3 separate regions of the Homo sapiens genome follow, and regions 1 and 3 are each linked to region 2. A link is a contact called in ENCODE Hi-C or POLR2A ChIA-PET data. All regions are on one chromosome and are shown on one strand. The core of a region is the stretch at or near the end of the contact, and the rest is flanking DNA. Distances in the headings are between cores, read along the strand shown. Region 1 overlaps LMCD1-AS1 (LMCD1 antisense RNA 1). Region 2 holds the start of CAV3 (caveolin 3). Region 3 holds the start of LMCD1 (LIM and cysteine rich domains 1).

Region 1 (4,285 bases), core at 252-2,751, 250 kb before region 2:
CTTAATTTAAATATGTACCTAACTAGAAAGTAGGCTCCACGAAGACAAGGATTTTTATGTTCCCTTCATTGCTCCATCACCAGGCTCTAGAACAGTGATTGACACATACTAGGTACTTGGAAAATATTTGTTGTTGAGTGGATGAATTGACCCTAGCTGAAGCCTGCATTTCTCTTGCTTAGTGTGACCCACAGACAAATTATACCCCATATGGCTGGCAGTGGAGGTGGCTGGACCTTAGCAAACACTCATCTTTGGACTTTATCTGCACCAAGTCAAGGAGTATCCCACATAATGCTACTGACAACGACATCTGCAATCGATTGTCAGTGCCTGATTATTTCATCTAATGGAGCAACTCTGAAATGTCACCCTACCCCCTACAGCAAAACAACCCTTCCCAGTCTAGAAAGGAAGGTGTTAACTGTGGCCCTGGACACCGGATTTATAAAAGGCATCCGCTGTTCCTGACTTCCAACCCTCCCATGTTGTTGATATTGAAACCTAATTGTGTTGATGTTGGTCTCCAAGGTAAACAAAGCTTTACAGGGGAAATGTTTGGACTTAGAGATTCCTGTTTGCTCCAAGTATGGATTAATGGCCAGAATAATGAACATTTTCATTCATTTCCTTTTAAAGTGCTCCTGCTAATGTAGCTAAGTGGACAGCTCAAAACAGTTCCTATTGGCCAATTATCAAAAACAGTTTCTGGAATATGACCAATGCTTCCCACACTTGTGGAATTTTCACTTAGAGAAAATCCCAAGACTTGTACCTTTATGAAGGCCCCAAGATCCTGAGGGTAGAGCAAGAAAAAAGGGGAAGTACAAGAAGGGAAAAGAGAGAGGAAAGAGAGGGATGGACATCAATTGCTGACGTGAGTGCTTATTACATGCCTGGTACAAAGTTAAGTTTTTCAAATATACGACCTCATTAAATCCTTTCGACTGCCCTAAATGAAATGTTTTCTTTTCCCTATTTTGCAGATAAGAAAACTAAGGCCCAGAGACAGTTCAAGGTCACACAGTTGAAGTATGACCATGCTGGGATTTGATGCGAAAGCCTGTGCTCTTATCCACTAGGTTGCACTGCCTCTCAAATCTTGTTCCTCTCTCTCCTTACCATATGTAGTTTTCCCCATAGTGTGAGGATGGTTTCTGAATTCAATTGTGAGTCCTCTGGCCTGGAGAGAAGACATAATGCATATATGAAACAAGTAACTAATGGTGGTAGCAGATGGTAAAGGCTGGAGATGGAAGTAGAGGTTGGTGGGTAGACCAATGAACTTGGACCTTCTCTGGAGGGCAATGGGGGCCCAGGCAGGGTTGGAAGTAGGGGAGGAGCATGGCCAGGACTGTGTGTTAGAAACAGCATGCTGATGGTGGTGTGCAGCCCACATGGGGTCCTGAACAAGACAGACACCACTGGGCTGAGGAAGTCGTCTAGCCCATGAGTGGCACTTGTGGAAGGACTGAGCCTGGCAAACCTCAGCCTCGTAACCCAGTCTGGGAAGCCAGCCTCTGTTGGGTTTGGCAAGGAGACATGTATGAGCTCAGCAGGAGGGAATGCAGAGTGTCACTGGTTTAGAGAGGAAAACGATCTGCTGAACCAAGACCACAGCTGGGCCATCCTACAAAAGGGCTTGGCAATGTGTCCAGAGCTGCCTTTGTTTTCAAACACATGTAGTATCACATCCACACTGGAGGAAGCCTCAACCTTGGCACTCAGGGGCTTACAGCTCTGAAAACAATTCCTAGGAATCTTGCTCCTCCAGGTGTGGTCCAGAGACCAACAGCATGAGCATCACCTGGGAGCTCATCAGAAATGCAGAATCTCAGGCTCCACCCAGAACCTGCATTTTAAAAAGTTTCCCAGGTAATTATTTTAAAATTGAGAATCACTGTCCCAACATAGTGAATCAGAATCTCTGGAGCTACATTTCTCAAATCTGCATAATTTCTAAGTTCACCAGATGAATTAGACACATACTAAAGTTTGGTCACCAGGCCAGGAAACCTTCGAAATGTCCTAAGAATGTCAACATTGCAGCATCTAAACTACGTTCTTCATAGGCCTCCCATACCCAGGAGTGTCACAAAAATTCCCTGTGAGCAGGCATGGGCAATATTATGATTTGACCTGCAATGTATCAACTTCTAAAAAAGGCATTGTAACAGCTTATACACAGAACAGGTGGTCAGCTAAGGAGCATAATAGAATGTGTTCTAATGAAACTCCACAACCTGCCACCCACTGAGCATGTCTCTCCATATCTGGAGGAGTTCAGAGCCTAAAACCCCACCACTGGCTTAAACTGTGCTTCTTTTTAAAAATTACAAGCTTTTTTTTTCTTGAATAAACACACACACACACACACACACACACACACACACACACACTTACACTCAGATTAAGTTTTTGATGACTTTTCAGAGCCCGCTTTTCCTAGTGGCAATTTATTAGCAAGTATTTTCAGTCTACCTCCAAAGAATATCTTGGATGTTCCAGCTCTCCACACATCCACTGCCACATCTTGTCTCATCTGCATGCCTGCAAGAACCTCCCAGCTGATCTCTCCACCTCTACTCCTGCCTTTTCTGGTCTCTACTCCACAAAGAGCTCCAAGTGCCCATTGGAAGACATAAATCAGACCATGTCATACCCCAGCCTGAGGCTAAGATCTGCCTGTATCAATGTCCTTCAGCTGCTTTAACAAATAATTACCACAAACAGTTGATGGCTTAAAACAACAGAAACAACTTATCTCCTGTTTCTGAAGGCTGGAAGTCCAAAATCCACATCACTGGGCTAAAATGAACACGTCAGCACAACTGTGCTCCTGGCTCTAGGGGAGAATCCATTCTTTGCTACTTCCAACTTCTAGAAGTTGCCAGCATTCCTTGGCTTGTGGTTGTATCACTCCAATCTCTGTCCCATGTTCACATTGCTTTGTCCTCTTCTGTCTGTGTTGACTCTCCCTCACCTCCCTTTTATAGGAACACCTGTGATTACATTCAGAGCCCACCTGGATAATCTTCCCATCTCAAGATCCTTAACATAATCGCATCTGCAAAGTCTGGTTTTGTAATATCAGATAACATTTACACGTCCCAGGGATTAGGATCTGGATACCTTTCGGAAACCATTATTTAGCCTGCCACGTTGCCTTTCCATTACACACAATAAAATCCTAAGTCTACTGTGGCCCATAATGTCCTACTGATATGGCCCTGACCCACCACTCAGGCCCCATTTTCTTCCACTTTTCTCCTCTCCCAGCCCACCCCGCCGGTCTACTTTCAGGTCTTCAAGTATGTTCCTACCCCCACAGCCTTTGTTTTTGCAGTTCCTTTTGCTTGGAATGTAATCTTGGCCTAATGTGCTGAGTGAATGAATAGCTTATTCCCACAAGCTCAGAAAAGACAATGGCAAAACTAGAAGGAGCAGCACGGCTTGAGACTAACTTTGCCTGCTTTTCAATTTGACCTAGAGAGTTTTCTGGTTAAAGATGTTTTTACCCCCTCTTTTTTTCAATTACCAAATATCCCAAAATAGCCACAGTTCTTAGTTATCTGTGGGCTCTCTAGAAGGGAGTCACTTTAGACAATTGTAGCCATCTGAACTGGATACTAATGGAAATCATGTCACATGGAACCATCTCCAGGTTTCTTGTTCTTGTACAAACAAGGCAGTCTGAGAAAGTCCAATAGATTGGCATTCCAATCTATTTTGACTTCCAGCAAGAATTTTGATGAGGCTGCTTCTTCTAGTGCTTGATGAATGCTCATTGTTGACTTTGGGCAATTTTACAAAAGCCACTGCTTCATCCTGCTCTGGAGACAGAAGGCCTGCCCATGGCTAAGTGGCCTTTACTTACCTCCTGACTCTGAGAGCAAAGCTATCATTAAATGGAATTTCTAATAGGTTATTATGATGAAAACATAAATATAAGGAGGTTCTTTTGCCCCATAAAGAAAGATGCTAACTTCTGTACAGTTATACAAATCAATATCAGCCACTATATTATAGATAGTGGGTTATCTAGAGTGACCAATTCAACTCATTCTGGTTTGCCTGGGACTTTCTCTGTTAGGATTGTAAATCCTGCATCCCGGAGAAACCCCTTAGTCCCAGATAAACCAGGACAGCTCGTTGCCCTAGTAGTAGCTACCTGGCCCTACCACTTGGTGAACTCAGGGCAAAGGGTATAAGTGGAGACCCACATAGCATAGGTCTAAATATGTAAGAGTTGTAAATCAAGCGAACACACTGTTGAATAAAAATA
Region 2 (4,369 bases), core at 1,276-3,775:
AGCCTCAGCTCCTCTCTATGTGGTTTTCCCACATAGGCTGGTGTGGACTTCCTCCCAGCGTGGTGACTGAGGTCCAAGAGCAAGAATCCTGAGAGGAGAGAGCCAGGAAGCCAGCCAGGGAGGGAACACAGACCCTCCCTCTTGGTGGAAGGAGTGTCAATCTCATCATCTTTGGAAAAGATGGCCTTCCATAATCATTATTACTATGTCGTTATTATTACTTCCCCTTTAGGATGATGAGTTCTTCTAGGTGGCTCTTCCATCCCTGGCGACAAGACTGCCATTAGCTGGCCCACCTTTCACCAGACATATCTGGTTCTACGGTGCACAAAGCTTAAGCTCAGGCTTAGATCCCTGCCACGTCCCTTGTGAATACAAGCAGCAATGTTCTTTTTTTTTGTTACAATCTCTTTGCAGAATATTCATGTACCTGGGACCAGGGGGACCTGGGGACCCAGGCAAGGGAATGGAAAAGCAACAAAAAAAGTTACCTCTTAATCCTAAGCGACTTAGGGACAGTTTTCTGGTTGCCCACCATTTATCCCTAGTAACACTGTGGGGGTGCCGAAAATGTGCTCAAGCTAAAAAACCTACAGTTCCATCATCGTTTGCCAAGACAGGAGTGACCAATGAGATATAAACAGAAGTAGTTGGGTTGGACTTCTAACAAAGCTTTATAACAGAGCCGACTCAGTTCGCAGATGTCGTTTCTTGTCCCTGCCCCTTCCTCTTTCTTCTTATCCAGACTCAGAGATGATGATTGGAGGAGCAGTAGACATCTTGTGCCTATGAGGTGGCTTTCGGGCTAGCAGAACAGAAGGATGGGAGTCCAGATGTCTGAAGACATCATGGAGCCACTATAATATTTCTGAACTACTTGTGTTAAGTGAGAAAAAAAGTTCCTACCTTATTCAAGTCACTATTACTTTTGCATCCTTTGTGTTACTAGCCAGGTGTAATTATTGATAAAGCCTAAATCACCTCTGGTTTTCCCCCTCCTACCTCAAACTTCACCCAGCTCCAATCCACCCTCCACCTGGCCACCAGGGAGCTTCCTCACACACAAATCTGATACCGACCCTGTCCTGCTTTGAAGCCTTCAATGGCTTTCCAGCACCCCTAGACAAAATCCACATTCTTTAGTATGACATTTGGGATGCTGCACACCCAGGCCTGAGCTGAGCTGTATCTCCTGCCTCAACCCCAGACACCCTGTGCTCCAGCCACTCCACACTTTTCAACATTCCTGTCTATACCACTCCTCAATATCCACAATCCTGTAACTTGAAGTGTTCTAGGTGCTGAGCTCCTGCTTGTCATTCGATACCTATCTGCAAAGCCACCTCCCACAGGAAGTCTTCCCCGGTGTCCTCAGAGTAAGTTACTGACTCCTATGGACTTCTAAGACCAGCTCTTTGTAAAATATCTCTGATCTGTGGCACTTACCGCACAGTATTATAATCACTTATTGTTTTAATTAGTCTCCCCACCTTGACTGGGAGCACTTCAAGGCGGACAGAGCCTTGTTGGTCTGTTTATCCCCAGCTATTAGCAAATCCTGAATGAAGGAGTGAATAGACAGGTAAATGGAAGCACAGACCCTGACCCCTGAGGATTCAGAGTTGCCATCCTTCATGCTGCTGGAGCCCAGGGGAAGGCTGAGTTAGAAGAGGGCACAGAAAAACCGAGCAGGTATCTAAGAGAGGTGCACCCCACTGATGCATGTGGAGTGTCTGGGACCCAAGAAAATCCTGGAAGCTGTCACTAGGGCAGGGTGAAGGGTAGCACGAACATGGACTTCATGTTCCCCCCACCGGGCATATCCCAGTGCAGGCTCCAGACGGCAGACGAGGGGCAGCCCCACAGCAGCTTCCTCTCCCTGTTTCATCCCCAGCCTGGCCCCACACCACAGTCCATCAACTCCTGCTCCAGGTGGAAACCTCAGAAACCCACAAAGCTCGGACCTGCTCCAGGTCACCAAGCAGCAGGGCCAGGCACTGGCAATCCAACGAGAAGCCCCACTACATCGCATTCCAGCTCCTGAAGCCATTCCCTGGGTAGGAGAGCCCTGATTGTTATTATCATCTCTCCATTTTACAGATGGGGACAGAGTGGCCTAGAGAGGTGAAGTGTGCCAAAGGTCACACAGCCAGCCAGAGGCAGAGGAGGGACTAACCCCACTTCCCTCCACGGGCAGTGCACCCCAAAGGAGCCAAAATGCTGACAGCAGTGGGGCAAATTCCAGGGGCCCCGGAGCGACCGCCGAGTTGGCCACAGCCACACGATGCATAGGAAACGCTAGGCCCTCTGCACCCTCTCCTGAGGCCCAGTGCCCTGAGGCAGCCCCCTTTAAGGAGCGATCGGCCTTCCAGAAGAGCTCCAGTCTTAATTTTAGCTTGGAGGCCTGCCACAGGAGGCTTTAGAGAGAGGCAGGCTGAAGTTATGTGGGACAGCTGTCAGCCGGCATGCTGGGTGGGGCCTATTTAGCTGGCAGGGACATAAGTCTGGGGACACTGAATTGGTCTCTCTGCCCCAAGTATTTTCAGCCCCAGCCGGCCACACAGCTCGGATCTCCTCCTGTGGATCCCCCCAGCTCTGCGATGATGGCAGAAGAGCACACAGATCTCGAGGCCCAGATCGTCAAGGATATCCACTGCAAGGAGATTGACCTGGTGAACCGAGACCCCAAGAACATTAACGAGGACATAGTCAAGGTAGGCTCTGCAGGCCTGCCTCGGCGGGCGGAGAGTGTCAGGTTTGCGAGACGTGGGCGCTTGGCAGGGGAGGGTATCTGCTGCAGACACAGTTTCCCTGAAAAGAGACTTGTTGCTCTGTTGTCTCTGTATCACCCCCCCAACCCCACCCCACCCCCAAAAAAAGGCTTCTAAATCACCGAAGGATCTTTAGCAAAATCAAGAGCAAAAAATTAGCCTCATCTCCATGACCTAAGTGCTAATCAGGGCAGGAGGAGCGAGTCACAAAGAAAATCCCTCCTTACTACTGTGACGCTCCTGCCACTCACTCCTGGCTCTCACCCTGGGAGGAACAGGAACGGGCGGCCAAGTTGGGCTCCTTTCTGTGCCAAGGGGCATTTCTGCGGTCTCTCCAGTGGGTGCAGGGTTAATCCCCAGAGGGCAGCTTCCAGCAGGGCCGGCAGCCCCTCGAGGTACACTCACTCCCCCAGAGCACTGCCCAATATCTGTCCCCAAGGCCGAGGGCCATGCCCAGCCCTCCCCTAGCTACCCCCTCACCCCAGGTCTAGTGGCCAGGACAGGGCAGACGGCACCCGGGACCCTCGAAGAGAAAGCTCGGGGTTGTCTAGCCCTCAGGGAGTCTCTCAGCGTCTGAAGTTGGGCCTCTTCCCTCGCCTCCTGGTGACACTAGCGGCCCTGCTGCCTCCAGGCCCACACCTTCAATCCAACTTCCAGCCAGTACCCAGAGGGATCTTTCTTTTTTCTTTTTGAGACAGTCTCTCTCTGTCCCCAAGGCTGGAGTGCAGTCGCACACTCACGCCTCACTGCAGCCTCAACCTCCCAGGCTCAAGTGATTCTCCCTCCTCCACCTCCTGATTAGCTGGGACCACAGGCGAGTGCCACCATGCCCAGCTAATTTTTGTATTTTTAGTAGAGACTGGGTTTCATTATGTTGACCAAGCTGGTATCAAACTCTTGGGCTCAAGTGATCCTCCTGCCTCCCAAAGTGCTGGGATTACAGGTGCAAGACTCCACAACTGGCTCAGAGGTACCTTTCTAAAGCAGAATTCCTCCAAGAAGGGTCCCCAGCCACCAGCATCTGAGTCACTGGAGGGGCTGTTAAGAGGCCAGTGTCTGAGGCCTCTCAGATCCTACTGAAAGCATTGGAATCTCAGGCCAGTGCTGTCCAATAGGGATACTGTTACCACAAGGAATTTAAAATTTTCTAGCAGCCACATTTTAAAATGCGAAAGCAAACAGGTGAAATTAATGTTCCTGATATTTCTTACTTAACCCTATATATCTAAAATAGTATTATTTCAACATGTAAGCAATATAAAACAATTATCAATGAGCTATTGTACAGTCTTCAAGTTTGAAATCCAGTGTGCTTCCTATACCCACAGTATATTTCAGTTCAGACCCCACATTTTCATCCGAAATGCTTGTTCTGCATTTAGATTTCATAAAATGTACATGTGAAAATCGATTCGCATGCCTGTACTGTTTCAAACATTCTGCAAAAATTTTTCAATAATGAAATCGGGGTTTACATTTTAATTAAAGTTAAACAAAATCTAGAATTCTTCAGTTTCACTAGCCACATTTCAAGCGCTCAAAGCTCCTGGCCACTGGATCAGACAGGCCTGTATTGCGGTCTTTCAGTGGGGCACCTC
Region 3 (3,896 bases), core at 760-3,259, 230 kb before region 2:
GGCCAATATGGTGAAACTCTGTCTCTACTAAAAATACAAAAATGAGCCAGGTATGGTGGCTCATGCCTGTAGTCCCAGCTTCTTGGGAAGCCGAGGTGGGAGACTCACTTGAACCTGGGAGGCAGAGGTCACAGTGAGCCGAGATCGCGCCACTGCATTCCAGCCTGGGCAACAGCGCGAGACTCTGTCTCAAAAAAAAAAAAAAAAAAAAAAGAAAAGCTAAAAGTGATTTGACATGTTCCCAGTACAAAGAAATTATAAATGTTCAAGGTGATGGAAATCCTAAACACCCTGATTTGATCATTACACATTGTAAGCATATATCAAAATACCACATGTACAATCATGATGTATCAATAAAAAAAATAAAAGCCAGAACCCAACCTCTATTCATTTGCCAAATGTGTACTGTGCCTATACCACATGCTAGGTGTTTGAGGACATAGCTGGGAGCAAACAAGGCAAAAATCAATTATAGCAGAAATCTGTGAAAAAAGAAATAGGTCATCCCTCATCTTGGAAAAGATAAGCCACAAAAAGCCCTTTCCAGGAATATGTAATAAAAAGTCACAATTCAGGATCCCTGGCTGAGATTTGGGATGACTGGAGATGATGATAAGAACTAAATTGGAGGAGGCTTTCAAGAGGAAAAAGCCTCCAGCAAGAGACAGCCCCACAGTGGGAACTGCAGCCTCCCCTTCTCACCAAATCCCTCCCGAATGGTGTACTTCGGGACCACTCTTCAGTCTCTGTGCAACCGAGTTTTATTTTAGCCCACGGGACCCTGGTTTTTCTGGCAGGGGGCACTGCAAAGACGGGTTACAGGCCGAACACCTCACAACAGAGACAGCAGTATTCTCTCTAGGATAAAAAGGGCTTGTGTTTAATCCTCTGTCAGGGCAGGGGGGAAATGCCTCTGGAATCCAAGTCTGTGGAACCGGCTCAGCAGAGAGATGTGGCTTTATAGGCAAACAACGTGGCATAGAGAGAGGAACCTGGCCAATTCTGTCTTATAAGAGTAGTTATGTTATGCGTTGCAAGGACTCCACATTCCATGGATTTGTGAACTCAGATGGAATCTTGTTTGTCCAGGCCTGCATGACCCCATTTATCTAAAAATTACTAACTTCCTAGTTTATAGTTTACAATCCTGTGCCCGCCGCCTCCCTCCCCCCCCCCGCCACGCCCCCATGAGCTTTCTCTCTATTACTCTCAGTCTCTCAGGTTAAAGCCTTGCTCAGTAATTCAGCTGTGGACCAGTTATTCTGATTATTTCCTCATCTATCGTCTTACAGTCATAATAATAATAATATCTGAGATAATATGAGCATACAACAAGACAGTATGTCCACAGGAGCATCTCTAAGATCAGGACAGTGATTTCTTGCTCATGGAATAAGAAGGATTTATGTTAAAGCAAGTTATAAGAAAGCAGTTTAATACTTTACGAACGTTAAGTTTAAAAAAATCATAACTCGCTGGAATCTTTTCTCCTCTCTGGATATTGGAGAACTCGCCCAGGTTTGGGAAACGTTAGCCAGCTCCTGCAAAACACCTCCTCCCTCAGCCCTCCCCGCGCCCCCTACGACCAGGCAGAAAGGGTGGGAAGGGGAGCACAGCTCAGCATTTATTTCTGGATCCAGCTCACTAAAAATACCTCGGCTCTCCTGTTTGATCACTCTCCCTTTTGACCTGAATGGATCGCGGGAGCCGCGCCGCCCGCCCCACCTTCGGCCCGTTGCCCTTTAAAGGAAAAGGGCGTGGGGACGGATTCCTGCCGCTCGAGGGATAGAAGGGAGCTGGGTAGTCAGGGGCCGCGGCCATGCTGACGTCAGGGCAGCCGGCGCTCAGCTCCGCTCGCTGCCACAGTGCAGAGACCTCCCTGAGGGAGGGGGACAGCCTCGCGCTGGGATTGGCTGGCCTCGCGCGAGCGCCGGCGCGGAGTGGCTGGCGAGGTTTTAGAGGGAGTCCCGCTCTCCAATTAAAGCGGCCCAGCTGCGCCTGGCTGCGCACAGAGCTCCCTCCCAGGCCCGCGAACTTGGCCATTCAGCCGCCGCTGTCCCCGCTGCGCGCCCTCGCGCCTCTGCCTGAGAAGCCAGGCGCTGTTCCCCCACCCCAGAAGAGGATGGCAAAGGTGGCTAAGGACCTCAACCCAGGAGTTAAAAAGGTGAGTGGAAAGCTGTTTGTATTTACCCAGATTCTTACTTTTTCTTGTTCCCCTTCCCATCTGTTCGCGGAAACTTCCCAAAAGGTAATGAGAAGGGAACTCTTTAAATTCCAAAACTGCATGGAAAACAAATAGTTGGGAATACATGTTTGAGCTAACAGGCACACACACCCCAAACCCAATGTTGTGTAAAATATTTGCAAAGGGTCTTATGTCTTTGGTGATGCTAGTTAAAGTTTAATTAAGGTTTTACATATATATACAATATATATAAAATGTATATAAAATATATATATAAAATATATATAATATATATTATATATAATATATAAAATATATATTATATATAATATATATTATATATAAAATATATAATATATATTATATAAAATATATATAATATATATTATATATAAAATATATATAATATATAATATATATATATGAAATCTTATGGTCTGTAAAGGAAAAACCCCTAGCTTCCTCACTCCCTGTCCTCAGGTGGCTGAAGTAAGGGTTGAGAGCATGTAATATTTACTCACAGTCTCCCTTTTGCTATTATCCCAGTGTTTTGTGTGTTTCCCCCAATACACACACACACACACACACACACACACACACACACACGCACGCAGTTTCTTTAGTTGGTGATGTTGGCAGTGGCAGCAGTTCCAGCATAAGGGAACTGATTTCTGTCCCCAGGGTCTGCACGTTTCCCTTACAAGAAGGGCTGGCCCGGAGCCCAGAAGGTCATGGGTAAACTCCTGCACAGGAGCCTGCGGCTGTGCCTATAGCTCCAATACCACTTGTTGCCTACCTGAATGCAGCTGGGAGAAGGCACAGGCTGGAGACTTAGAGAACATGTGAACGGGAAGGGAACAGAGAGACAACCTAGGCTTTACAGATCGGGAAACTGAGGCCCGGGGTCACAGAGAGTTGGTTCTAACAGGCAGCTGACTGTAAGGCAAGCCCTAGGCATCCAGACTCAGTCCCTGCCACTTTTTAACTGCACATGATTCACCAGGTCACTTTTCTGAGCCTCAGTTTCCTTGTCTCTGATGTGGGGAGGATAGGCCTAACCTCCCTCATGGCAGTGGTAGCAGGGATACTGACACTGTGAGTTAATTTCCCAAAGCAGTCATTGTTAAACTCTGATTTCACAGGGTTTAGTCTTGAAGGGCAAAGTCTTCCTTAAATATCTGCCATTAACCTGCAGGGTAGAATGAGAGGGGGAAAAACAAAAGACGTGAGAATCAAACTAAAGACACAAACAGCCACTCAGAGGCACAGCATGCACTGTCTAATTTGTAGCTGTGCTCTTCTGTAGACCACCTGCCCAGACCCTGTCACAGAGTCCAGTGGATCCTTCTAAATGTGGGTACCAAGTCACATTGAATCTGGGCATTTGTCTGGAATGTATCATGCCTCACTGCATTTGCCAAGCTATTTGCAGAATCAAGTCATTTCCCCTCCTACAGAAATTACCATAACATTTTAGACTCTTAGAAGATACCTATTAATTGCTACCTAGTAGTGAGTTATGCATGCAATGCTCTTATTTCTCTATACATTTTTCTGGACTCCTTGAGGGCAAACCTGTCTTGTTCATCCCTGTTTGAACATAGCACACCATGCCACACAGCAGGACTCAAAAACCTGTGGGTGACTCATGAGAATATCTGTCCAGCTAAGACCACACTGTTTGCATAGGCTTCATTTTATGCATTAT

Evidence for each region. A loop is a pair of places that touch in the nucleus more often than their neighbours do. ChIA-PET counts read pairs that join two places held with the same protein, here RNA polymerase II (POLR2A). Pooled maps may share reads with other maps.
Region 1: a loop to region 2 is called in a map of gastrocnemius medialis, with 2.6 times the contacts of the local background. The contact joins the enhancer-like site here to the promoter of CAV3 in region 2. A Hi-C loop is called at or near these places in 2 of 168 maps with a recorded cell type or tissue (PC-9 and gastrocnemius medialis) and 1 of 50 pooled maps.
Region 3: a loop to region 2 is called in a pooled map of psoas muscle, with 2.1 times the contacts of the local background. The contact joins the promoter of LMCD1 here to the promoter of CAV3 in region 2. A Hi-C loop is called at or near these places in 1 of 168 maps with a recorded cell type or tissue (PC-9) and 1 of 50 pooled maps. POLR2A ChIA-PET finds 5 or more read pairs at or near these places in 1 of 52 experiments (HEK293).

What each region holds. Positions count from the first base shown.
Region 1 is chr3:8,481,935-8,486,219 of GRCh38, forward strand. The region is part of intron 3 of LMCD1-AS1 (LMCD1 antisense RNA 1); the gene reads right to left. Among named protein-coding and RNA genes, the nearest start is that of LMCD1-AS1, 18 kb to the right of the region's middle. RefSeq lists an enhancer at 1,449-1,743. Within about 2 kb of position 1,502, at least 23 of the 41 ENCODE cell types and tissues checked have a DNase peak (open chromatin) inside an H3K27ac peak, as active enhancers do; they include gastrocnemius medialis, where a contact is called at or near this core.
Region 2 is chr3:8,731,277-8,735,645 of GRCh38, forward strand. It overlaps CAV3 (caveolin 3), which reads left to right and starts at 2,526. Exons shown (of 2, transcript NM_033337.3): 1 at 2,526-2,714. The coding sequence starts at 2,601.
Region 3 is chr3:8,499,814-8,503,709 of GRCh38, forward strand. It overlaps LMCD1 (LIM and cysteine rich domains 1), which reads left to right and starts at 2,010. Exons shown (of 6, transcript NM_014583.4): 1 at 2,010-2,167. The coding sequence starts at 2,126. LMCD1-AS1 (LMCD1 antisense RNA 1) reads right to left here and starts at 1,845. Exons shown (of 4, transcript NR_033378.1): 1 at 1,658-1,845. RefSeq lists an enhancer at 1-531.